Regions from separate parts of the Homo sapiens genome. Here region 2 is linked to region 1. The links are chromatin loops, found by intact Hi-C in ENCODE. Cell type or tissue: MCF 10A. All regions are shown on one strand. Links, peaks and the distances in the headings refer to the core of each region. The heading gives the core; the rest is flanking DNA.

The links. A loop is a pair of places that touch in the nucleus more often than their neighbours do. Peaks named below come from ENCODE experiments on the same cell type or tissue, not always from the same donor. Only the 100,000 strongest peaks of a DNase experiment are listed, where the experiment ranks them.
Region 2: a loop joins it to region 1, with 7 times the contacts of the local background. A loop is called at or near these places in 1 of 110 quality-filtered maps.

What each region holds. Positions count from the first base shown.
Region 1 is chr18:42,409,274-42,421,532 of GRCh38, reverse strand. All of the region lies in intron 4 of LINC00907 (long intergenic non-protein coding RNA 907), which reads right to left. Among named protein-coding and RNA genes, the nearest start is that of LINC00907, 230 kb to the right of the region's middle. In MCF 10A, for the core only: no CTCF peak of the experiment used is centred there; DNase peaks (open chromatin) are centred at 6,282, 6,672 and 8,422.
Region 2 is chr18:42,304,006-42,316,264 of GRCh38, reverse strand. The region is part of intron 3 of LINC00907 (long intergenic non-protein coding RNA 907); the gene reads right to left. Among named protein-coding and RNA genes, the nearest start is that of LINC00907, 120 kb to the right of the region's middle. In MCF 10A, for the core only: no CTCF peak of the experiment used is centred there; a DNase peak (open chromatin) is centred at 5,104.

The DNA of each region.
Region 1 (12,259 bases), core at 2,784-10,783:
ATGGGCAAAAGATCTGAACAGACATTTCTCAAATGAAGACATACAAATGCCAAAAATGTATATGAAAATGTGCTCAACATCATTGATCATCAGATAAATGCAAATCAAAACTACAATGAAATATTTTCTCACTCCAGTTAAAATGGCTTTTATCCAACAGTCAGGCAATAACAAATGCTGGCGAGGATGTGGGGAAAAGGGAACCCTTGTACACTGTTGGTAAGATTGTAAATCAGTACATTCACTATGGAGAATGGTTAGGTAGCTCCTCAAAAAAGTAAAAATAGAGACCATATGATCCAGCAATCCCACTGCTAGATCTACCCAAAAGAAAAAAAAATCAGTATATCAAAGAAATATCTACATTCTCATGTTTCTTGCAACACTATTCACAAGAGCCAAGATTTGGAAGTAACCTGTCCATTAACAAATAAATGGATAACCAAAATATGAGACATATACACAATGGAGTACTATTTACTCATAAAAATGAATGAGATCCTGTCATTTGCAACAACATGGATGGAGCTGGAGATCATTATTTTAAGTCAAATAAGCCAGGCACGAAAAGACAAACTTCTCATGTTCTCACTTCTTTGTGGGAGCTAAAATTTAAAACGATTGAACTTATGCAGATAGAGAGTAGAAGGATGGTTACCAGAAGCTGGGAAGTGTAGTGGGGGTGTGGGGGCTGGGGGAAGTGGGGATGATTAATGGGTACAAAAAATAATTAGAAAGAATGAACAAGACTTAGTATTTGATAGCACAACAGGGTGACTATAGTCAATAACAATTTAATTGTACATCTTAAAATAACTAAAAGAGTATAATCGGGTTGTTTGTAACACAAAACATAATTGCTTGTGGTGATGGGTACCCCATTTACCCTGATGTGATTATTATGGATGGCATGCCTGTATCAAAATATCTCAAGTACCCCATAAATATATACCTGTACTGTGTACCGACAAAAATTAAAATTTAAAAAATTCTTCAGCTTTTTCATAATGCCAGTTTTCCTATATAGGCAATTAAGAGTAATAAGATATATGCAGATATGTAGATGTTAGATAGATGACAGATGATAGCCAGATAGATAGATAGATAGATAGATAGATAGATAGATAGATAGATAATAGATAGATAGATACTACCTTATCCATAGAATCTATTTTAAAATAAACAGCAAAGTCCTTTTGAGTTTTGAATTTGGACATATGTCCTAGCCTTATGTCAAAAGTTAGATGGTTACTTTATTACTAGACTTGGTGTCTTCTGAAGCTTTCAAAATTTAGTATCTAAAAGACATCCAGAAGTATGAGAATATATATAACTATAAAATATATCGGCCATGTGCCATGGCTCACGCCTGTAATCCCAACACTTTGGAAGGTTGAGGCAGGTGGATCATGAGGTCAAGAGATCAAGACCATCCTGGCAAACACAGTGAAATCCCATCTCTACTAAAAAATACAAAAAATTAGCCAGGCATGGTGGCACACACCTGTAGTCCCAGCTACTTGAGAGGCTGAGGCTGGAGAATAGCTTGAATCTGGGAGGCAGAGGTTGTGGTGAGCCGAGATTGCACCACTGCACTCCAGCCTGGGCAACAGAGCAAGACTCCATCTCAAATATATGGGTGCAAAAAATAATTAGAGAATGAAAAAGACTTAGTATTTGATAGCACAACAGGGCAACTACAGTCAATAACAATTTAATTGTACATCTTAAAATAACTAAAAGAGTATAATTGGGTTGTTTGTAACACAAAGCATAATTGCTTGTGGTGATGGGTACCCCATTTACCATTTTATATATATATATATATATATATATATATATATAATCAGTAGATATTTTTAAAAAGATGAAAAAACATTAAGACATTTAGAGAACATCTCAAACATACAAGATTTTAAAAGAGACATTTCAATTAGGGAAGGACTTTTGATATAATCTAGTACAAATCCCTTCTTTTTTTGAATGAGTGACACAAATAAAAGAAAGATAATATAACTAGTTCAAGTTTTCCTTCACATTGTATGTCAGGTTCCTATCAGATTTAGTTACAGTAAGTAGAATTGCTGCAGTTAGACTGAAAATAACTTTCTTTTGACTTGTTTTAAAAAGCCACTGAGAATAAAAATCATCTATAATTTTATTTATCAAATCATTGCATGCATCTTCCATACAAGTATATTGTAGGAAGAATACTTTTAGATAGAATATTGGAAAGGATTTGTGTGATCATTTGTGGAGCTTGAGCTCACAGCCATGTAGGTCATATAATGTCATTCCTTGAAAAGAGAGGTGGACAGGTACATCTTGATATACTCCACAGACAACATATTTCCTACATTAATTATTTTGCCCAAACCTTGAATGGGCTTCATCTGCTTTATTCAAATATTACTCCCAACAAATGTAAAATGCTAGAGCATTTGAAGTCTATTCCAAAAATTCTAGCATTTGATGCTATCCTGCCTTGTTTATAGACTTATCTCTTCTAGAAAGCAGCAAACTCCTGAAAAGCAAATAAAATATTTTTATTCCTCTGTTATTTACTACCTACTCAAGAACAGAAAACATGGTAGGAGCTCAAAATATTTATTGATATGACTTTCTTTAACATGATTTAGTCTACTTTACAGAACAAATTATGCAAAAGTATTTTGTAAAAGAAAAAAAAAAGGATTATTTGACTATTTCCAACAGTGACAGTGACAGGTCTACATTATTTTAAAACTTAACTTGTTAATTTTACTGCTTTAAAAGATATGCACAGTTAGTTAGGGTATGTTGGATTCATTCAATAATATATAGTTGGTGACTCTGCCTTATGATCACATTTTATTAAGAAGTCTTCTCTTCTTTTCATATCCAGACATGGCACTTCCATTTTTCTCTCCTTCTGTAAGCACGTTGCTTATTTATATCCTGTGATCCTTGGAATATAACTCTGTGCTTGTATTTTTTCTGTCATTGTTTATTATAATAAGCATTCATAAAATATTATGTTGACATTCCAAGTTGCAGTTTGTGGCTACAAGAGGAGCCACTTTTAAGTATACATGATAATAAAGCCAAGAAAGTGATCTGGTAGGATGGTGGGTCACTGAAATTCCAAGAACTATAAATTTTTATCAAAGAAGAACTTTTAGTGTGTTTGGGAAGGGGGTGGGTAGAATGTACATAGAACCTCAACTCCTGACATGAGCATGTTATCAGAGGTCATTTAGAACCAAATAAAGACATTTTATAAAAGTTCAGAAAATGTAAAGGTCTCAGCTTTCACAGGATTTTTTAGTCTTCTGTGAAATTATCAGGAAGCTTGGTAAAACTCAGATAAAATAAATAACACAAAGTGACCTGTAGTTTTCACTACACTGCAGTATTTATTCGTTCTTGGTTTTTAGACATGTAAACAAAAACTCAGCTGCTTTTTATAGACACAATGGAGTATTTCATTGGAACACAGTAGGAAGACTTAAGACAAGAAAGCCAGGTTCAAGGGCTACTTATCATGCTGGTTTGTTCACTATTTCTATACTGATAGGGGCAGGAGGCAGAGAAATGCTAGGCAGACAGCGGCAGGTCCTGGCAAAACCCCACCTACGAGCTGAAAAGCCTGAAACCCACAACCCAATGTAAAAACTTCTATCCCTGTTTGCCTGCTCTCTCCCAATTTGTTCTTTCTGAATAATGTCTTTTTTCCAATTGAATGGTGCCTTTTCTAAAACTGCCTATGGCCTGTCCTGCTCCCTATCCTGTGCCTATAAAGACTCCAGATTCAATTGGTAGAGGGAGAGAAGCTGCTTGACTGCAGAGAGGCAACTAGACTTCAGAGGGATGACTGGACTCCGGAGGAGAGGTGGCTTCAGATGAAGTCCAGATGACTGGACTTCAGAGAAGGGCTGGCTGGGGATGGCCAGACTTTAGGGAAGATTATCTGCCTGTCCCATCCCCTCTCCAGCTCCCCTCTCCACTGACAGCCCTAACCATGACTAAATAAAATTCTCCACCTCCACCATCCCTCAAGTGTCCGTGCGACCTCATTCTTTTTAGACGCCAGACAAGAGCTCAGGACTCACCTAGTCAGGTACAGAAAAAAGGCTGTCACATTGGCCCTTTGCCCTCACTGGCAAAGGGCAGCTGCCCTACACGATGAGGTAAGGGACCTACTGAGCTGATAACACACGCTGTCAATGGGTGGTGGAGCTAAGATACTACTGTAACACACCCTCTGGGGTTTCAGGGGTAGCAGGCACCCCCAGCTGGGCACTAAAATGGGGCCACTCATTGAGCCTGTTCCTGCTAGTGCCCAAAATGGCCAGCCAGATCCTGCACTCACTAGCTAATGCATTTCCTCCTGCAAAAGGTTGAGTGTGGCAGCCTGAGTAAACAGGGCACTCCCATTGCAAGTCTGATGAAGAGTTCAAGAAAAACTCCTGCATCAATACAAAGATACATGGTATGGCCCATGTTGAAACAAAAATTTCCTCCATATTGAATGCCTAGAATATCATTTCTTTTTAAATACAAATTGCAGTATTAGTATTGACTGAACTGTGACCCCTGGCCATATATCAAATCACTAGCATCAAATCTTATTCTACCAGAGAAATATCTGCCAGTCATCCATGTGTAATACCATCTTCTGGTAAAAAGTTGGTTGGCTTTAAAAAACGTATAAGCCAGGATTAAAATATTCTATTTCAAATGGAACCTATTAGATATTTTTGCAGGTAATGACATGATTTGATTTATGTTTTTAAAGAGTCATTCTGGTTCTTCTGTAAAGAAAGGAAAAATGGACAGAAATGGGAGACCAGGTAAGAGACTGTAAAATAATCCTGATGATAGAGAGTGGTAGCTTCATGTGGAGTAGCAGCTGTAGAAACAGAAAAAAGTAGACAGATTTGGAACATATTTTTGGAATGGATTTAAATATGGGGAGTGGAAGCAGGAGGGAGCCAAGGATGACATTTACTCAAGTGATGCAAAAGATAATTTTTAGTCAATTCTTTTATTGGCATTTTTGTCTGATCCATCATCTTACACAGCATCTTGCTTATTCTTAAGGGCTGCTGGTGCTGCCTGGTAATCCCTGTTCTTGGCTCAGTTTTGACTTTCACCAGAACTTTATTTACTCACAACTTCCTATATCCAATCTTACCTATACTCGTAAAGAAAAATGTGTATCTATACTTAATGGACACATATGTACTTAACAGAAGAAATCAAACATTCATCTACCTGACTGTGTATATGAATATATCATCTTTCAAGGATTTTGTCCACTTTGTAGCTGGAAATTGGTGTGTCTCATGCAAAAGCATTGGTTCTTTCCCCTACAATGAGCTGCCTCCCTATAGGCATGACACCTTCCTACAGAGCAGAGGAAATATAAATATATATGAGAAATTCATGTCTTCTAGATAACTTGCAATCTTGTGGAGGAAAAGAATTTTTTTTACTTAATAATATGGATCAGCAAAGGGCAAATACATGATTAGTTTTACAAGTACTAAAGAAGTTGAGAAAAAGAGACCTTTCTGGCCAGAGGGGACAGTAAAGGTTTTGCCCAGTAAAACTAACTTAAATTAGTCTGTAAAAGTTAAGTAGGAAGAGAGACATTGGGTGGACATTTCCAACACTGAGATCAGTGAGTACAGAGAAAATCAGGAATTTGTCTAAAGAATGCCAAAAAAGGGACCTAGCACTTGTTAGGAGCCTACTATATTTCCCAAACTGACACTTTTACATACATTGTATTTCATCTTATTTAATCCTTATGCTGAGACAGAAAAACATCAGTATCTTCATTCACAGATATAAGAATTAAGACTCAGAATAGACGAGACACTTTTTCCAAGGTCATAGAAAAATAAGAGACAGAGCTAGGTTTTCTCCTACATTTCTTACAAATCTAACATTATCTTCACCATGCTAAATCTGCTTAGTGAATAGTAAGAGAGGAAAAGTGGGCTGAAGCCAGCTTGAGATGGGCCTTGATTGGAAGACTGAAGAATTTGGATGGGTAGACATTGTTTTGGGCAGAGCAATGATTGCTTTTTGTTTGTCTGTTTTGATTTTGAATTGTACTAGGATTTGGTTGTGGTGAGCAATGGCTTCTGAAATAACTGAGAAGCCTCCTAAAGTAAATATTTTGAAACATTTAGATATGGAAAGTTCTGGCAAGTTTGTTTAACTGGTCTCATTATTTTGTAGTCTCTTCTTAGAGTTGATACTGTAGACAAGAAGCTGTGACTCACGAATTCCACAGTGCAACGGCTTTAAAGTTACAATGTTGCAAAATAAATCATCATTTAATCTGCTTACTCTTTTTCTGGAAAGAGGTTGGTGACGATACGTCAACATTTTGGTAATTTTTCAAGGGAATCACGACTCCCGTCTGGCCCCCAGTAAGTATTTATTAACTTTCTACTATGTTCATAGCATTACAGTGTTAGGAAAGCAGAGATTCATAATGTTTAATCCTTGATCTCAAGTACTTGTCAGTGTGGTTGGGAAAAAAAAAGATGCCTCCACTTCAGAAATTATATGATATCATAATAATCATTACTGACTTTCCTGGAATTCCTCATAGCTTATGAAGCAATGGCACTAACATAGTAACAGTGAATCATGGCAACACCCAACGATTACAACAGTGGGGCAATGTTATCATCCTTCTTGGAGAGATGAGAGCATGTGGATTCAGATAGGCTAGCTAACTTCCCCAAGGCCACACAGGTAGTCAGGTAAGCTTCAAGACTGGAAGCACACAGGAGCAGAACAAACTGCCTCTTTCAAAATCTACCAAGTAAGTGACATCACAGACAATATGCATGCTCTGGCGAGCTCAGAGGGAGAATAATTTCTGCTGGGTAAATTAATAAGCAGATGCTTCCAAAATAAGGTGGAATTTGACTGGGCCTTGAAGAAAGCTAATATTTGGCAGCCTGAAGAACACCTGGGACCTGAAACAGTACCTACAGGACATTTTTTTTGACTGTCTATGGGACTCACCTTCCCTGACCAAATGCCATATTCATAATGCAATAAAAGATAGGCACTCTCTTAAGTATATGAAAACACTAATTCCCTTCACATTTGTCCCTTCCACTATGCATAGAAGTGGCAACCACGAAGTCCAGGTTTGGTGAAAAGTGAGAGGAACATCTTTACAGAGGGAAAAAATTGGCTTAAAAAAAAAGACCCAGGCAGAGTGGCTTGCGCCTATACACCCAGTTCCTGGAGAAGCTGAGGTGGGAGAACAGATTGAACCCAGGAGTTTGAGACCAGACTGATCAACATAGTGAGATCTCATCTCTAAAAATAAATAAATAAATAAGTCAGAGTTTAAGGCTGATGTCAGCTATGATCACACCACTGCATTCCAGCCTGGGCAAAAGAGCAAGACTGACTCAAAAAACAAGCAAACAAAAACAGTAGCTGCCAACCACTCATGATTTTTATAGTTAACAATTTGCACTCAAGATGGTCAGTCACGTCAAGTATTTTTTCCCTGGATTTGCAGCCCCACCCCCATTCCCACTCACCCCTCCCATACCCTCAAGTAGGGCTAAAAAAAATTGCCTTGGACCTTATCCACCTTTCCTCAAAATGCTTCCAAGTCTGTATGTATAATATCCTCTGCAAAATGATGTCTGGGCTTTTTCTCTGAATCGTCTTGAGATCTTCACAACAGCCATGCTTGGCTAGCCCCACTGTCAGCGTGGGGCAGCCAGGGCACAACCGTGGGACAGGGAGGCAGATGGGAGGAGCACTCAGGACCAGCCTCTCTGAGTGAGTATACCTCCAGTGGGGTTGACTGCATCTGACAACATCCCCATCAGGCCAGCTGCATTTGCTTGTGTTGTCTCACCCTGTCAGCCTGTGAAACGTCCAGGTCCCCATATTCAGCAAGACAGCCACAGGTTAGGTCTGGGCCAAATGGGGAAGGGAAACATACAAGACAGTTGTCAAAGTTAGCGAAAAATGAATAACTGCACCATTGATTCACGAGTCTCCAGTGCTCTATAGAGTTCTACCTAAGTCAGAGGAGGAAATAAAGGAAACATACTATCAACATTATAGCTGTCGAAATGTCACAATAACTTTCTGAAAGTCATGGGGTAGGGGAAGGAGGGAATTCTCTTTGATAGTGTTCAGACAGGACCAAGAAGAACTAAATGTCTTCCCAAAAAACCAAAATAAGAATATGTCAGTTCCAAGCTATAGACGTAAAGCAAATTTGCAAATATTGTGCCTTCAATGTGAAGCAGGATTATATTAGCGTAGATAGCCAATTGGACCACATCTAGGCTTGTAAGCAAGTATCCTTACATAACTCTGAAAGTGGAAGAGAGGTCACAGTAGGGAAATTTTACCAGTAGTGGTAATAAAGAGCACATCCCATAGGACAAAGCAAGACAATGGATGGTGATCATATTAGTCATGTAGCAGGAATGTGAAACAACTCAAGAATGCTAAAGGAAGATACAAGGTAAAAATACATTGACTGTTTCAGCTAAACTAAAGAGAAACAAAGTGTGACATTACTGAGGAAAAAAGTGAGAATAAAACTGGACATTGTTAATAGAAATATAAAGATCAGAGCAAGAGAAAATATCATCTTTTTTTTCCATGCTGGTAGTGGCTAGTTGGTCAAGTTGTCCACACAAAAAAAGGGAGCCCACCCACAAGATTAGTAAAAAGAAAGCAAAACTAGGGCTTATGAAAATGCTTTAGAAGGACTGAGGCAGTAAGTCCTAGGAAGGCTGGAAGGCCTGGAGAAAAGAAGACTCAAAGGGGAAAATGACCATTGTCTTCACATATTTGAAAGAGTATTGTCTTGGGATACAAATTATTATTTTAGATAGGACTATAGGCTTATCATTTAGGTTTGGTCTGCTTAATATTTCTTTGAATCTTCCTTTACTTTTCCAATGTCTGGGTTTTTATGATGTAAAGTAAACAATGGACAGAAACCAATACACCTAAAGTTGGCAAGGGCAAGGGGAAAGAATGATGATGATGAAATTACACTGCGAAATTCCAAAGATAAAAGTAGCCCAATCAGAAAGCAAACTACTGATGCATTAAGAGTAAGATCGAGCAGTGACAGACTGGGATGGAGGGCAGAAGGTAATTTTGGGATTGGAAAATAGAGAAGCCCCTGGGAAATGAAAAGAATAAGGATTTTTTGTAACAGCTTTTAATACTATGTAAAGGCATCATCTGAGAGTTCTTAAAGAAATAACAGTTAAAGCCCAAGTGAAACAGAGTTATAGTGAAAAGTACATTGGATAAAGAATGAGAGAACTTTAGTGTCAGCTGAACTATTTCCTAAAACTGTCACCTTGGGAAATTCGTTTAACCTTTCTTAGTCTCAGTTCCTCATATGTCTAAATAAACAGAAAAAAAAAAAAGACACATGACAACCTATTTTCCAAACCAAATAGATCCAGGCATACCCTTCCCCCAATGGATGTGGCTTATGGTAAACTGAGTTCCCTGTATTTCCCATTCCAGAGAATGGAAGTCAAAGCCCAAGGAGAGAGAGAGCCATGTCTTTATTAGGACACCATCCCAGTGAGTAGCAGTCATATCAACCACTCAGACATATTGGGGTGAGAGGCATCACTTGTAGCAGCTGGCTTTGTGCCAGCGATATCCTACGTAATTTGCACAATATTCTAAATAATAGTTAAATTTATTGATAAAAAGCTCTTGGTTTCATCTGACTTTATGACACAGTAGATTAGACTAAACCCAGTTAAAGATAAGCAACTTAGGTTAAATGTAAACTTACATCCTATGATATCTTCTATATGATGATTCATTAGCAAGCTCACAACTATTTCTTAAAGGAAAATTGTTTCAGAAGAGGGCTTGACTTTGCTCCAAAACTGGGTCCTCAACTGTAATTTCCCATAGAGCTTGAGAAAGGGCCCATAGAACATACTGATCTGCCTCAGATGTTTTTAGCACCGTTGGATTATCTGGGTCATGACAGCCAACTAGCAGCGTTGCTTATATACAAGATGGATGCTTATATACAAGACCTTCCTCTTGCTCAGGGCTATAGGCATTTTGGGCAAATAAGTTGAAACAATACACTTTATATGTGATATGTGTTGCCTCCAAAATCCAAATAGGACAATTAAACATTATGCCTCTATCCTAATAAGAGAAGATAAAATGTGCTGCAACTTGTATTTCTCTTTGGAAGATGTAGCCTCAAATGTTAAAGTATATATCACCCGATATCTTCACTGGGGTGCCAAGCACACATGACTCCTACTGAACCATTTAAGACAACCTTACTTTCTGCTCACCTGGTTCTATCAACATGATGTCATCAATTTTGTAGACCAACACGTTATCCTGAGAAATTATGTGATGGAGAAAGTTCCTGAGGACAAAATCAAGGCATGTAGCCCAGATGAAGATGGTTATGGTACTAAGCCCAGATAAAGATGGTTATGGTACGCTGGTACTCCTTCCAGGTGTGGGAAAAATCTATTTCTGGCATTTTCTGTTTATTAGGATGGGGTGGAGGAGGAATTAAAAACATGCTCAAGCTAAATAGCTAAAGAACAGGAGCCAAAAGCTGGGATAATCTGCTAATAACAAAGATAATATATCTGGAAAATTACAATTGGATTCATTATTTAATTACACTTACATTAATAATCCTTTGTCATTACCAAGGTTCTTCTTTCACTACACAGTCATCACAATGTTAAGTGGAATATAATAGAAAAAACCATCTTTGTATCTTTAGAGTCTATGATTATGAACCAACCTCTGCAGTTATTCTAGGAATATTTCTTTCAGTTCCAAGGACTTTCACTTGTCTTTTAATATCTACCACTCCACAAGTTCAAGGCTAACATGGAACTGCTGCTTATTGCTGAGTATATATCTTTTCCATCTATACCACAGTAGCCACAAGATGAGTTTGTGAATCCTCTGGGCCCACTAGGACATAATATCAAGCATAAATTCTCTTAACCACCTGATATTCACTCATAAGTCTCAACTATGACCTCTGGACCACAGTACTGTTGTGATTTACCAGAGAACAGTATGGTCATAGAGTCAATGTCCAATAACTTCTCCAAAGACCAGGAGCCAATTAAGGCAAAGTTAACCTTAAATTTGCCACCAATCTCTTTGGGAAAAGCTAGGAGAAAAATTTATAATGACTGCTTGGAAAGTCATTACAGGGTCTGTGGTGATTTGTTTCCCCTCTCTAAAACTCGTAGTAAAATTTAATTACTAATATGGTTTGGATCTGTGTTCCCACCAAATCTCATGTTGAATTGTGATCCTCAGTGTTGGAGGTAGGGCCTGCTGGGAGGTGATTGGATCATGGGGGTGGATTTCCCCCTTGGTACTGTCCTGAGTACTCATGAAATCTGATTGTTTACAAATGTATAGCACCTCCCCTCTCTCTTTCTTCCTCCTCCTACAGCGATGTGAAATGCCAGCTCCCTCTTTGTCTTCTGCCATGATTGTAACTTTCCTGAGGCCTCTCCAGAAGCTGAGTAGATGCTGCCATGTTTCCTAGCCTGTGGAACTGTGAGTCAATTAAACCTCTTTTCTTTTTAAATTACCCAGTCTCAGGTATTTCTTTATAGCAATGCAAGAACAGAATGATACAGCAAATTGGTACCAAGGAATGAGCATTGCTGTAAAGATACTGAAACTGTGGAAGCAACTTTGGAACTAGGTAATGGGCAGAGGTTGGAAGAGTGTGAAGGGTTCAGATAAAGACTGAAAAATGAGGGAAAGTTTGGAACTTCCTAGAGACTTGTTGACTGGTTGTGACCAACATGATGATAATGACATGGACAATGAAGTCCAAGCTGAGGAGGTCTCAGATAGAAATGAGGAACTTATTGGGAACTGGAGTAAAGGTCACTTTTGCTATGCCTTAGCAGGGACTGGCTGCATTGTGTCCCTGCTCTAGGGATCTGTGGAACTTTGAACTTGAGAGTGGTGATTTAGGTGATGAGCCTATGCTTATATGTGTGAGCAGAGAAATGACCCAAAATTGGAACTTATATTTAAAAGGAACACAAAGCATAATAGTTTAGAAAGTTTGCATCCTAGCTATGTGGCAGAAAAAAAAAATCCCATTTTTGTGGGGGATAGAAATTCAAGTAGGCTGAAGAAATTTGCATAAGTGAAAAGGAGCCAAGGGGTAATAGCCAAGACAATGGGACAAAGGCCCCAAAGCCAT
Region 2 (12,259 bases), core at 1,511-9,510, 100 kb after region 1:
CTCATCACTGCCAGGTAGGGGCAGAAGTTCAGGTTTCCACTCAACCTCTGTTGACACCTAAATGGGGAGAAGCTCCTCGATACCACTGGGTGGAAGTGATAATTCTAGCTCTCTGTTACACCTTTACAGATACCTTTTTGGCTGGGAGGAGTGGAAGTGCTTCATTTGTAGTTTCCATTCTGCCTTCACTAAAACCAGAGGGCAGAAGGGAAGGTAGCCCCATTATTAATGGGGCATGGTAAAAGTTTTGACTCTCCACTAGGCTTTATCTAATGCTATCTCAGCAAGATGGGGGAGAGGTTTTTTATTGTTTTCCTGGTTCTTTATCTAGAGAGAGTAGACTTTTATTCTGACCTTTATGCTGTGCACCCATTAAGATTTCTAGGTTGTCAGCTTCTCTAGCAACCCATCTGGGATATATAAAACTTTTCTTCTGCAGAAAAACCCAGAGAACTCACCACTTTATAAATCTGTGGCTCCATGGTTCCTTAGTTGATCTGACTTCCCTCTACTTTTCAGTATTTTTGTTTCTTATATGCATAATGTCCAGGGTCGTTAATTGTACTTAGTACATATAGTGGGAGGAATTTGGAAATATATCTACTCCATCTTCCCAGATGCAATAGATCTCTCATGGCTAACTTTTAAAGTAAACTTATTTGTCAGTAACAAAGATATGGCATATGAATCCTACAAATTGATAGTTCCACTGTACTCTGGCATTGTTGCACCTTATCAAAAGTGCTGAATTTTATTTACAGAATCACATTTTAAAAAATGACAATAGCCATTAATGCACAGAAGAGTAGGGTACCATGAATAATATTATATTAGAAAACTTTGTCATATGAGGAATTGTTGAGAGACCTAGACCTGATTAGTGTGTTAGACTTTGTTGCCATACAGTAGAGTCAGTTTGTCCTTTGTGAATTCTGAGGGCCCAATAAGATTAATAGGTTTTAGCTAAATGAGGCAGTTTAGTCTTAATAAAAAGGACTTGCTAATAATTCTAATAATAATAGCTTAACCTAAGTATTTTTGGTAGCCAGTCATAGTGCAAAAAGCTTTACAGGCATTCTCTCAGTTGGTTTCTGTCACAATTCTGTGTAGAATAAACTGTAGTATCTCCATCTTTAGAAATGGGAAAACCAAATCTTAAAGAAATTGAGTCATTTGCCTAACCCCACACAATTAAGGAGTCATGTCCAGATTCAAACTCAAGTCTGTCTGACTTCAGGGCCATAGTAGAGCTTCTCAACAATCAAACAGGCTGCATCTGGACTCTGTAAAAACACTTCATTACTGCAGAAATAAGTATTATTTCTTCACATGCCTGACATCTTATGGTGAAAGAATCTTTCATTACCTTGTTTTTAATACAAGAGTTGACTAGCTACGTGCTTCTTTATGATCTTTGCATGTCAGTAATTTAGTCATTTGAAATTAACTGAGCCTGTATACACATCTGAGATGTGCTGGTCTTTGTTCCCCATGTATCCCAGCTGGTCTATTTGAGAAATGAATTTCTCAAGCTATGCATAACAAGTACAGGAAAGCTCCTCACTACCAGAAAATTACAGCAAATGGCTGATTTTTTTTCTTTTTTTTTTTTTTTTTTACTGTTTTCTCTTTTACATTTTCTTGCCTCAGTCTCTGAAGATTATATTAATCTACATGCATTTTATTCTGAATGTTTCTCATCTTGTCCTGAAGGGAAGATTTTCCAAATGGAAAAATGAGTTTTAATCATGGCAAATTGTTCAATTCATGCTTTGATAGCAATTCTTTTTAATCCAGTTCTTAGGTCCATACAAGTCATGTAAAAGTAACTTTATGCTTAGGATCTGGCAAATTCTAATGAGGGTAACATTGGTTTTAACACACAGTAATTCTGTGTATGTGTGTGTGTGTGTGTGTGTGTGTGTGTGATGGTTAGAGGGACTAATTTTAGTGTCAGACGAACTGCTTTTTCTCCATTTACTAATTGTAGAACCTGGGTCTTCTCCCCATTTGTAAAAATGGAGCTAATTGTAAAACTTCACTCAGGTCGGCTGTGTCATAAGTGAGGTGATATTTAATACACCCAGCAAAATGTCTAGAACACATACAATGTATTTCAATAACATTAACAATCTTCCCTTTCCAACATCTCTTATCAATATGATGAGAAAACATTTCTTTGTCATGCAGTCTATCATAATACCTGAGCAGCAGTTGCTTACTCCAACAGCAAGTAAAAAAACCTTTCCTGAAAAAGTGTTGCATATTTATCTAATGTGCACTTATCATCTGAGTGAATGTTCTGATTCTCAAATTCTCTAGAATACTGTCCTGTGGAACTTTCCAAACAATGATGAAAATGTTCTGTATGTGCACTGTCCAAGTCTCTAGCCACTTAACACATCTGTCTACTGAGCACTTGCAATGTCGCTAATGCCACTGAATAACTAATTTTTAAATTTTATTTAAGTGTAAATAGTCACATGTGGTTAGCAGCTATTCGATTGGGCAGCACGGTTATAGAGACTGGTCCCCTGTAGAGCTGACTAGCTTTTTCAAAGCATTAAAATGCTACTGAATTCAGTATCCACTGAAAAATGTGATAGGCTTTCCAGGAGTTTTGGAAGATTTGATAAATCAGTGCTGCAACCTACAATCTTCTATTCTTTCATTTTCTTATGACTTCCACATTCCAATTTCATACTTTTTTATACCTTATTTCAACCCCTCCACAACATTATTCAAGCAGATGAAATCAGGTTAAACTAAACATCAAATAAATTACTAAATTGATCAAACAGATAACCTAATAGCTATATGTAAAAGACTTTCTTTTGACACTCTTGTTTCCTTTAGCGAAGGGATGGCAGAATGAGAAAGTTGGACTGGTGTTTCTAGCATCTATAGGTGTCTTCTCAAAAGGGAAATTGATATGGTTTGGCTGTGTCCCCACCCAAATCTTATCTTGAATTTCCAGGTGTTGTGGGAAGTACCCAGTGGGAGGTAATCGGATCATGGGGGCAGGTCTTTCCCATGCTGTTCTCATGATAGTGAATAAGTCTCATGAGATCTGATGGTTATTTTAAGGAGGAGTTTCCCTCCACAACTCTCTTCTTTTGTCTGCTGCCATGTGAGATGTGCCTTTCACCATATACTATGGTTGTGAGGCCTCCCTAGCCACGTGGAACTGTAAGTCCATTAAACCTCTTTCTTTTGTCAATTACCCAGTTTTGGGTATGTCTTTATCAGCAGAGTGGAAACAGAGTAACACAGCAGTGGAGCATGGTAATTCACTGCCCTTGCAGAATAGTATTTGCTGAGGGCCTAGCATCAACAATATCATATAGGCTTTTGTGGTGGGTCTATTAACAAGGCAAAATAAAAGCATATTAAATATTATGGTTACTCAGTACAGTCTCACTCAATATCCACAGGAGATTGCTTCCAGGACTACTAAGGATACCAAAATCCTCTTATATACTTTAAATCATCTCTGCTTGTAATAACTAATACAATGTAAATGCTATCTGTATTTTTATTTGTATTTTTTTAATTATTGTATTGTAATTTCTATTGCTTTTGTCATAATATTTTTAATCTACAGTTGGTTGAATCCACAAGTGCTGAATCCATGCATAAGAAGGACTGACTATTCTCTGAATCTTTTTAAGGAAAAGATCGAATTTTTTAACTATTACATGCATCAGTCACTTTGCCAAATGAGGCACAAAGAGATTTGTGCCAGATTGAGCAAATCCTAGAGTTCCTGATTCCTAGGTTACTCTCTTCAACCTTTCACTCACTAGCTTCACTCACCAGCTTCACTCACCCTTGCACAGGACAAGGCATTAGTGCTCCCTGGGCTGATTCTCTTAAAGGCTAATTGAAAATATCATTAAGTGACTTGGCTGTGTTCATAGGTTTTATGATTACAAAACAGAGGGGTTTCTCCTGGTTTCTAAAGCCAACAGATTGGTAAAGACCTCTCAGAAGTAATCTTGGATTCTAGAGAAATGAACTCACTACATGAGATATAAGTCATGGCAATAATTCTCTCTAACATAAGTCCAGATCATAAATACAATGGTGATGATTCTCAGAAGGGAATGCAACATGAAAGAGAAGAAACTTGAGATGGCAAAGCCCTTCTTGACAATGTAGATTAGTACTCAATAAATATCTCCTGTCATAAGGGTTTCATACTAAGTGTTGGGGGGAATTTGGCAAATTATTTTGGGTTGTGCCTACTGTAGGTTAACAATCAAATTATTCATGGCACAGGTGACAATTTCAAAACAACATGGAGAAATGTGATATTACAGTCATTAAAGGGGGGGGTAATATTAATGTATAGATTGTGCCACTTCTCAAGGCCTAAGGTTTTCAGAGGAGTGTTTCAGTGAGTTAGACTCTAGAAGTTGGTGCAGAGTCAAGATCATGCCTTGGAAGAGCTAGAAAGGCCAGACACACAGGAAACAACATCCTGCTAATGAAATAAGGGAAGCCACACACCAGTCTCCAGGCACGCTGAAGCAGATGCCCCAACCAATGCCATCTAGAGGAGTTTGTGGTGTGACTGGCATCATCCAGTGAGAAATCTCATCGACCATTACCAATTACATTCAATGATCATGACTACTGAACTGCAGTGCACAGCTCAGTAACGTAGCCACTGTTGGCACTGCACAGCAGCAGCTGAAATGAGCCAAAGCGTGTTGCAAACTCTTTACCTGTGCCCATCCTACTAAACTGAAGCTAATGCTTATTGATAGCACACCACACATACTGAAATACTCTTTGTATTCTAGAAGGGAGGGGTGAGTTGTAGTTTGTACAGCTATATCCCCACTATGTTAATTTGCTTTCCTTAGGCCAATAATGTATATTTTTAAGTTAGCCAATAAGAGGTTAGAAATGTTTTTTCTCTGAGGAAAAAAAAAGACAAAACAAAAAAAAACCAAGAATATCAAATCCATGATCTTGGTCTAATTAGCCCTACTGAATTAACACCACACGCTGCATCCAACTGAGTTAACCAACTCAGACAAGGCGGCCAGTCATTAGGAAAGCCCCAGGGAGTGGCTGACTGACTTCCTGAAATGTTTCCAGTGGGTGGGTCTCTAATCTGACACATCTGGGAAGCACTGAGATGGAGCAACAATTCCTCCCAGGGGCCATTTCTTAACACTAAGGTAAAAATAGAAGCTTTCTCCTTCTGCGAAATGTCACTTCACATTTTATCACAGTCTAAGACTCAAAGGCCCTTGTTACATTGAGCCCTAAATGCAGCCATCCTTAGGTGTTCTGATGTCCTCTGTGGTTGCTGGATTAATATGCAAATAGGCTATGTTTTATACCACATTTAAAGGATGGCCAGTGTTAACTACATGGGAAAGTGGGGAGGGAAAATAGGGAGGTGGAAGACTGGAGGGAGAGAGGATATCTACCCTGTCACAAGAAATAGACAATAGGGGCTAAGAATATTGATGGGGATATTGAAAATCAATTTTAAGTGTTTCCTACATGAAAAATCAAAAGTAGGACATTTCCTACATCACTACTGGCCTGATTCTTTCATTCCATGCCTGTCATTTTGACTTTGTGATTCTCCCCTGGGCTCCTTGCCATTATTGTCAGGTTGTTTTCTTCTTGACAAAAGTGGGAAAAAAAGCAAAGCTCACTGGAAATATTTCTAGACTAAAATTTCTCTGTAGAAGGAGTTATATAAGCCGTGGTTTCCTCAGCCCTCCCAGGTCTAGTCAGACACACAGTACCGATCTGAATTCCAGGGGTGTCAAGCATGCAGGGATTGAGCAGTCCACAGAGGTGTGCCCACTCTGTTCTCCACAGGGCATTGCTGAAATGTACATTTGTCTGTGTGGCAGACTGTGTGTCTAGACACCCATATTTAGCATCCTCTTCTGTGGTGCCCTACCTGTAGGAGGATTAGACACCATTCCGTGGTTGAACTTGGCAGGACCACATGACTCACTTTGGCCACTGGGATGTGAGTGGAAGTGTCTGTAGGTCACTGCTGGGCAGACTGAGTGCCAATGCGTAGTTTACCAGGCTGCCTTTGCCCTTTGCTTTAGCTTTTAGTAAACCGAATAAGTAAAACTGTACTTAGTCCTCCAAGATCTGACTCTTTGAAACCTATATATAGAAACCATTATAAAAATTTCAAAAATCCTGTGTCTTGTACATGGAAAGCTTAGATTTCTAAACTGCTGTTTCTGGTGTGGGCTTTACAACCTCAAAGTTGACCAAAGATTCCTCATACTCACCAAATCTGCTATTCCCCTGAGGGCAGCACCTACAAAAAGCTCCCCCTGTTCCCCAAGAGATGAGAAAGAATTAAAGAAGTTCAGTAATAGGAATCCCTGTTAATATCTGAAAATTTCATCCTAATTTATGTGATGAAATATACCTCAGGCAGTAAAGCAGCACAGGCTTGTCACACTCTCTACATGCACATTACCTATTCACAACTCTCCATCCCAAATCTACCTATTCACAACTCTCCACCCCACCATCCTCTCTTTTCATTATAAAGCCCCATGGCTCTGATGTTTTCACTCTTAGAGGCCATCAATAACTTATAGACCCCACCATTCCACAGTCACATGTACTCAAAGAGACAATAATTCTATTACTAATTCTCTCTACAGTTATAACTTAAATAATACATCAAATTCATCAAAATACCTGGTAAAGAATGGAACTTCTGTTTTTGTTGGAGGAGTGATTTGGAAGCTGAGAAAGTCATTTTTGCTAATAGAAATAGCATTTTTTCTGGGAGTGGTCACTCTGATGGATGGTCCTATTTATTCCTATTTATGATTACTATTCTTCCACTATTTGGGGGGAGAACTGAAAGTTATGAAGGAATCTGAACACAGGCACTTCAAACTCAGATATCATGCTCTCTTTATTTGGGTGCTATAAAATAGGTATTAGCTTTTGCAAAATTATGCAAATCTGCTTATTACATTTTCCCCTAAATCAGGGTTTAAACCCCCCCTTAACGGAAAGTTACTTTTTTGAAATGCATGCACATGGGCTATTGCTCAATAGCTGCAATCAGGAAGTTGGGAAAAAATAAGAATATGAGGTACATTCAGTCCTTTTCTCTAGGCTGAAATGAAGACAATATGAGGGTAGAACAGAGTTGGGTTTAGGGAAATCTGGAGTAGAGTTCTAGCCCTCCATTTTTAAAGTGATCCAGGACTAAGTGGCTGATATGGTTTGGTTGTGTCCCCACCCAAATCTCATCTTGAATTGTAATTCCCATAATTTTCATGTGTCATGGGAGGAACTTGGTGGGAGGTAACTGAATCATGGGGGTGAGCCTTTCCCATGTTATTCTCATGATGGTGAATAAATCTCATGAGATCTGATGGCTTTAAAAAATACGAGTTTCCCTGCACAGGCTCTCTCTCTTTGCCTGCTGCCATCCATGTAAGACATGACTTACTCCTCCTTGCCTTCTGCTATGATTGTGAGGCTTCCCCAGCCACATGGAACTGTAAATCCATTAAACCTCTGTCTTTTGTAAATTGCCCAGTCGCAGGTATGTCTTTATCAGCAGCATGAAAATGGACTAATACAGTGGCCCTAACTTAGAAAATTTTAGAAGCTGGGAATGGCCTTAGAGTTGTGGGAAGAGATAAGTAAAGCAGATAGAAGAGTCAGCTCTGGAGGGGAATTTTTTAAAAGACTTTTCTCCCTCTGGATTTCAGAAAACTGAGTCTTAGGCTTTGAGAAGAGACTTGATCAAAAGCTACCTACTAGGTGCAGTTGGTTCCTGCAATAGGCCAGAGCTAAGGGACCCATTGGAAATTTCCCTGAGGAGGGACCACAGCCAATGGACTTTTAGAAGAGTCGTATCACTTTCCAGGTTTGATTTTCTACATTTTTTCTTTAACTTTTTATAAAGTCTAAGCACTAGAAGCTGTCCTTAGCCATCACTGTGTGGAATTATGGGCAAGGCTTGACCCACACATTAAATAAAGAGGTGCAGAGGGAGTAACAGGTGCCTGAGGAAAGGTGCTTAACCTGCGGCACTTCAGAAGAATGGTACAATGGCCCGCAGCTGGTGCCTGGCAGCAGTAGGCAACCACTACCCGGAGGGATCTTTGGAACCAAACTTATCACCATCCTAGACATGTCCAGAGATATCTGAGAAGAAAAACAGAAAAAGTGTGACCTTTCACAGGCTCGCAACATGATGATTTGGATGCCAAAAAGAAACTTAGCTTTAGTCACAATCTGCTGAAGGCCATAACATCTGAGTTGTAGCAACCATAATGCTTTCCCATAGCTAGGGTTGACAGTCCACCCAAAATGTTGAAATATTTCCAAACTAATTAGGAAACAGCCACTGTCTTTGGCTACTCCAGCCCCTTCTTAAGCACTTACTGGATGTTCCCACAATCCAGCAACTAAAGGGTGAGTACCAGGCACAGTGGGGGGCTCCAGAGCCTGTTTCATTGCAGGCTTAAAGTATACAGAGTCAGTTCCTGTATTCCCATAACATGCTGGTTATTAGATTATTTGGCCATTACATTTGCCTACATTTAGCTGAGTCTGACTGGGAGAGATATAAGAAAATAATTTTAAATGGTATTTATTCTTAAAGACTTTATTTGGGGAAAAGCAAAGACCAACTCACATCAGCTAAATAAAAACTAACACAGTAAATGTCTTATGAATACAGAGCCAAGGAGCAAAGGTTGGAGTGATCAAGGAGGCTGATGAATGTCAAGTCAGGGGAGAGCATGAGTCTTGTTAAAAGAGTGTGGATTTCTCTTCTATTGTGGTTTGGTTGATATTTCTGTGTTACCCTCACTTTAGCAACACAGATCCTTTCCACATGATAAAATGCAGTTATCTCTGAGCTGAACAATGCTACAATTCAAGCACTCTCATTTATTTGCCAACAACTCAACACCAACTTGACGTTTCTATGCAGTAGTAATTGGGGAAATTATGGGAATATAATACGAAGAGAGAGAAAATGGGTCATCTCTTGTCCTAAGTTATAGAGATGCCAAAATTGTCAGTGCCAACTCTTTTATTATTTTATTCTCAATAAAATTTGGAAACAACTGTGTATATGTAAATAATGACCCAATTATTTCATTTAAATGAACTCACTAATTTAAAATGAATTGTGATCCATTGTTAGGAGCAGCTTACATTATCCCAACATCTTAGATATTAATTCCACACAAAGCTGACTGTATATTTAACTCAGAATGAAGGCAATAAAAAGCAAAGCCATGAAATACAGAATATATGAGACTAAAACTAGAGAAATAAAAAGAATCCAATTATGTACACTTTTTAAAAGTTAACAGTTTCTAAAATTCAGTCTTATTATCTCAATACAAAAAAATCATCATCTTAGTGACACCACTTGTCAAGTTACTGATAAAAAGAAGTTATAGTAGAGAAAAAAATAAATTTTCCATTCCCTTTAGCTGACCAAGCAAAATATTTGCTTAATTAGGTGCCATAATTTAACTTTTCACTGTTTTACTGCCCAGTAAATAAAAGCTATATTCAAAAGTCAGATAATTAGTTGTCAAAAGATGCAATATCTGTTCAAGTGCATGAGAGAAAAACTTTAGGAAAAGGAAATTTCTAGAAGGTTTTATGAAGCATGTAGTGCATGCTTCATAAATGTGTTAGTAAAAACTTTTGTGAAAGTTATTATTTTAACCAATGAATTAAAAGAAGTGAATTGCCAGAAAGGAGAGCTTCTGGTAACATGACTCATATAAAAAGGGCTTGGCCATTTTCTATGAACCATTATCTTTCTTACAATGTGTGAAGTTCAGCAGGGCCTCCATTACGTACCATGAGCTCATCTCCATGAATGATGCAACACAATGTTAATCAGACCCCGCTTCTCTGATGTCATTAAGAGAAGGCTAGCAGCAAAAACCTCCACTCTTCTAGTAGAAAGCATTTTTTTATGAAAACATTTTATTCTGATTTCAAATATTTAAAAATTGTGCCCCAGTTTTCAGACCATAGAAATACAGAAGTTTTGTGACTCAAATACATCATTTCTTCCTTTTTGTGTATTCTCACCACTCCTCCATTGTAGGCAGCCACTTTTAGGCTTGTTCCTAGCACCTGATCATCCTATGACCCTCTGTTTCTTTTGTGTAAGCTGTTCTAAGCTGTTGTAAGCTTTTGTGTAAGCTGTTGACATGACGCTTAGCAGAAGCCCTGCCTTCTTCCAGGGTTCCAGGAGATCTCATTAAAAGAGACAGTTGGTCTGCCTCTTGACAAAACTTCATTTCCCCACAAACTTTTCCCTGAACCCTGGACTAGGCTAGACTCCACCCTCCCCCACCCATAGAGACTCCCACAAGACCCAAAGCTGTCACGTTCATCATAGCTTGTCAACACTAGTCCCTCGTACTGTACCACGAAAGAGGTGACAGCATCCAGTTCCTGTTGTAACCATCACCATCCAGCTACACCTGGAACACAGCAGCGTATGTTTGCTGAACATCAAATAAAATATATCACTTATCATAGTAGCCTCTATTTTTTAATTTTTGTTCTCGTGGGAAGTTTCTAATCAAATTTTTGTCTTGGAAATATTTATTTTTTATCTGAAATATTTTTCTCTAGAGTAACTTAAAAACACAAAATAGTTGTTAATGTTAATATTTGTTTTCCAATAAAGATTTCTTTTTTTTTTTTTTTTTTGAGATGGAGTCTCACTTCTTCACCCAGGCTGGAGTGCAATGGCGCAATCTTGGCTCACTGCAACCTCCACCTCCAGGGTTCAAGCAATTCTCCTGCCTCAGACTCCCCAGTAGCTGGGATTACAGGCACATGCCACATCTGGCTAATTTTTGTATTTTTAGTAGAGATCGACTCTGCCCTTATTCCTTAGAGCTCTGTCCTCCAACGCCAAGGAGATAGAGCCAGTCTTTCTACTAGGTGACTTCGCCTGTGGTTTAAAAGCTTTATTGATCAGTCATTTATATCCTCTGATGTTCATTAGTTTCATTCTGGAAAGAATGTTTTTGATGAGAGAGAGAATGAGAGGCCATAAGATACTTCATGTGGGGAAGAAAGGGCATAGTGTGGAAAAGATAAATGTCATGAACACAGCTCAAGTTTTGCAAGCCTTCATCAGGCCCAGGAGTTTTTCCATGGGACAAATTGCGCCCCAAGCTTGCAGTTTGCAGCACCATTTTAAATTCTTTTATTTTTACCACACGAGAATTGATGGAAACCTTTCTAGATGCCGAGAGGTTGTATGGTCCAGGCATAAGCCCTCCATGATGTTCTAGTGAGGACAGGACAGAGCCTATTTGCTCAGTTGACCAGAACCATCATTTACTTTGAAGAGCTCTAGTAATGATTAAGAAAACAAAAACTTGTCCCAGAAGCTGTTCTTTATGATACAAGAAATAACAGTGAGGCCAGCATTCATCATTTCTGTCTGAGCCTCAAGAATATTTCTTTTTTTTTTTTACTAAAAAGAAAAAAAATGGTTAAAAACTGTTAATTATAGCTTATAATAGTCATAATCCCAAAGAACGTGATCATTAACATAGTTAATGACCAGTTTGTGTGTTAACTTCTCTCAGCTTCATCCTGGGATACACAATTAGCAAGTCAGTCATTAAATACTTGTAATGACTATTGTTGGATTAAAAGCTGAAATATAAATTCAAAAAATGAGATTGAAACCTTTAAGATAACGGGTTAATGTGTCTTCTCCTTACCATGGTTGTACCGTATATAATGTTCCTATGAACAGTGTTATTTCTAGAGAGGATACGGCTGTTTCCGAGTGGGATTCGATTTATGTCTGCAGCAGATGTTTAATCTACCACATATTGGCTATTGTTTTACAAGCCCCTCTACTTCCTTGTAATGGAATCTCCTTAACTCTCATATTCCTTGGGTCTATGGAGAGTCATTTTGAGGTGTTTAGGTTTGTATTCAGTTTTTTTTCCTCTGTCCTCACATTCCAGTTTTAAAGCTGTATTCCTCACTTTGCTAGTACCAGTATCACATACACTCTGACATCTGTGCACATTATCAATATTATTATCATAAACTAGTATTGATTCCACATAAGCCTGGTCCATGACTATCTCAATAGAACAATATACTTTATTACTTTTGGATAGAATTTCTTATTTCAAAGTGATTTTAGGTCTAGTCACATAAATGTGAATTCACATGTCTCGTCTCCTCTGATACACAAAGCACATCTGAG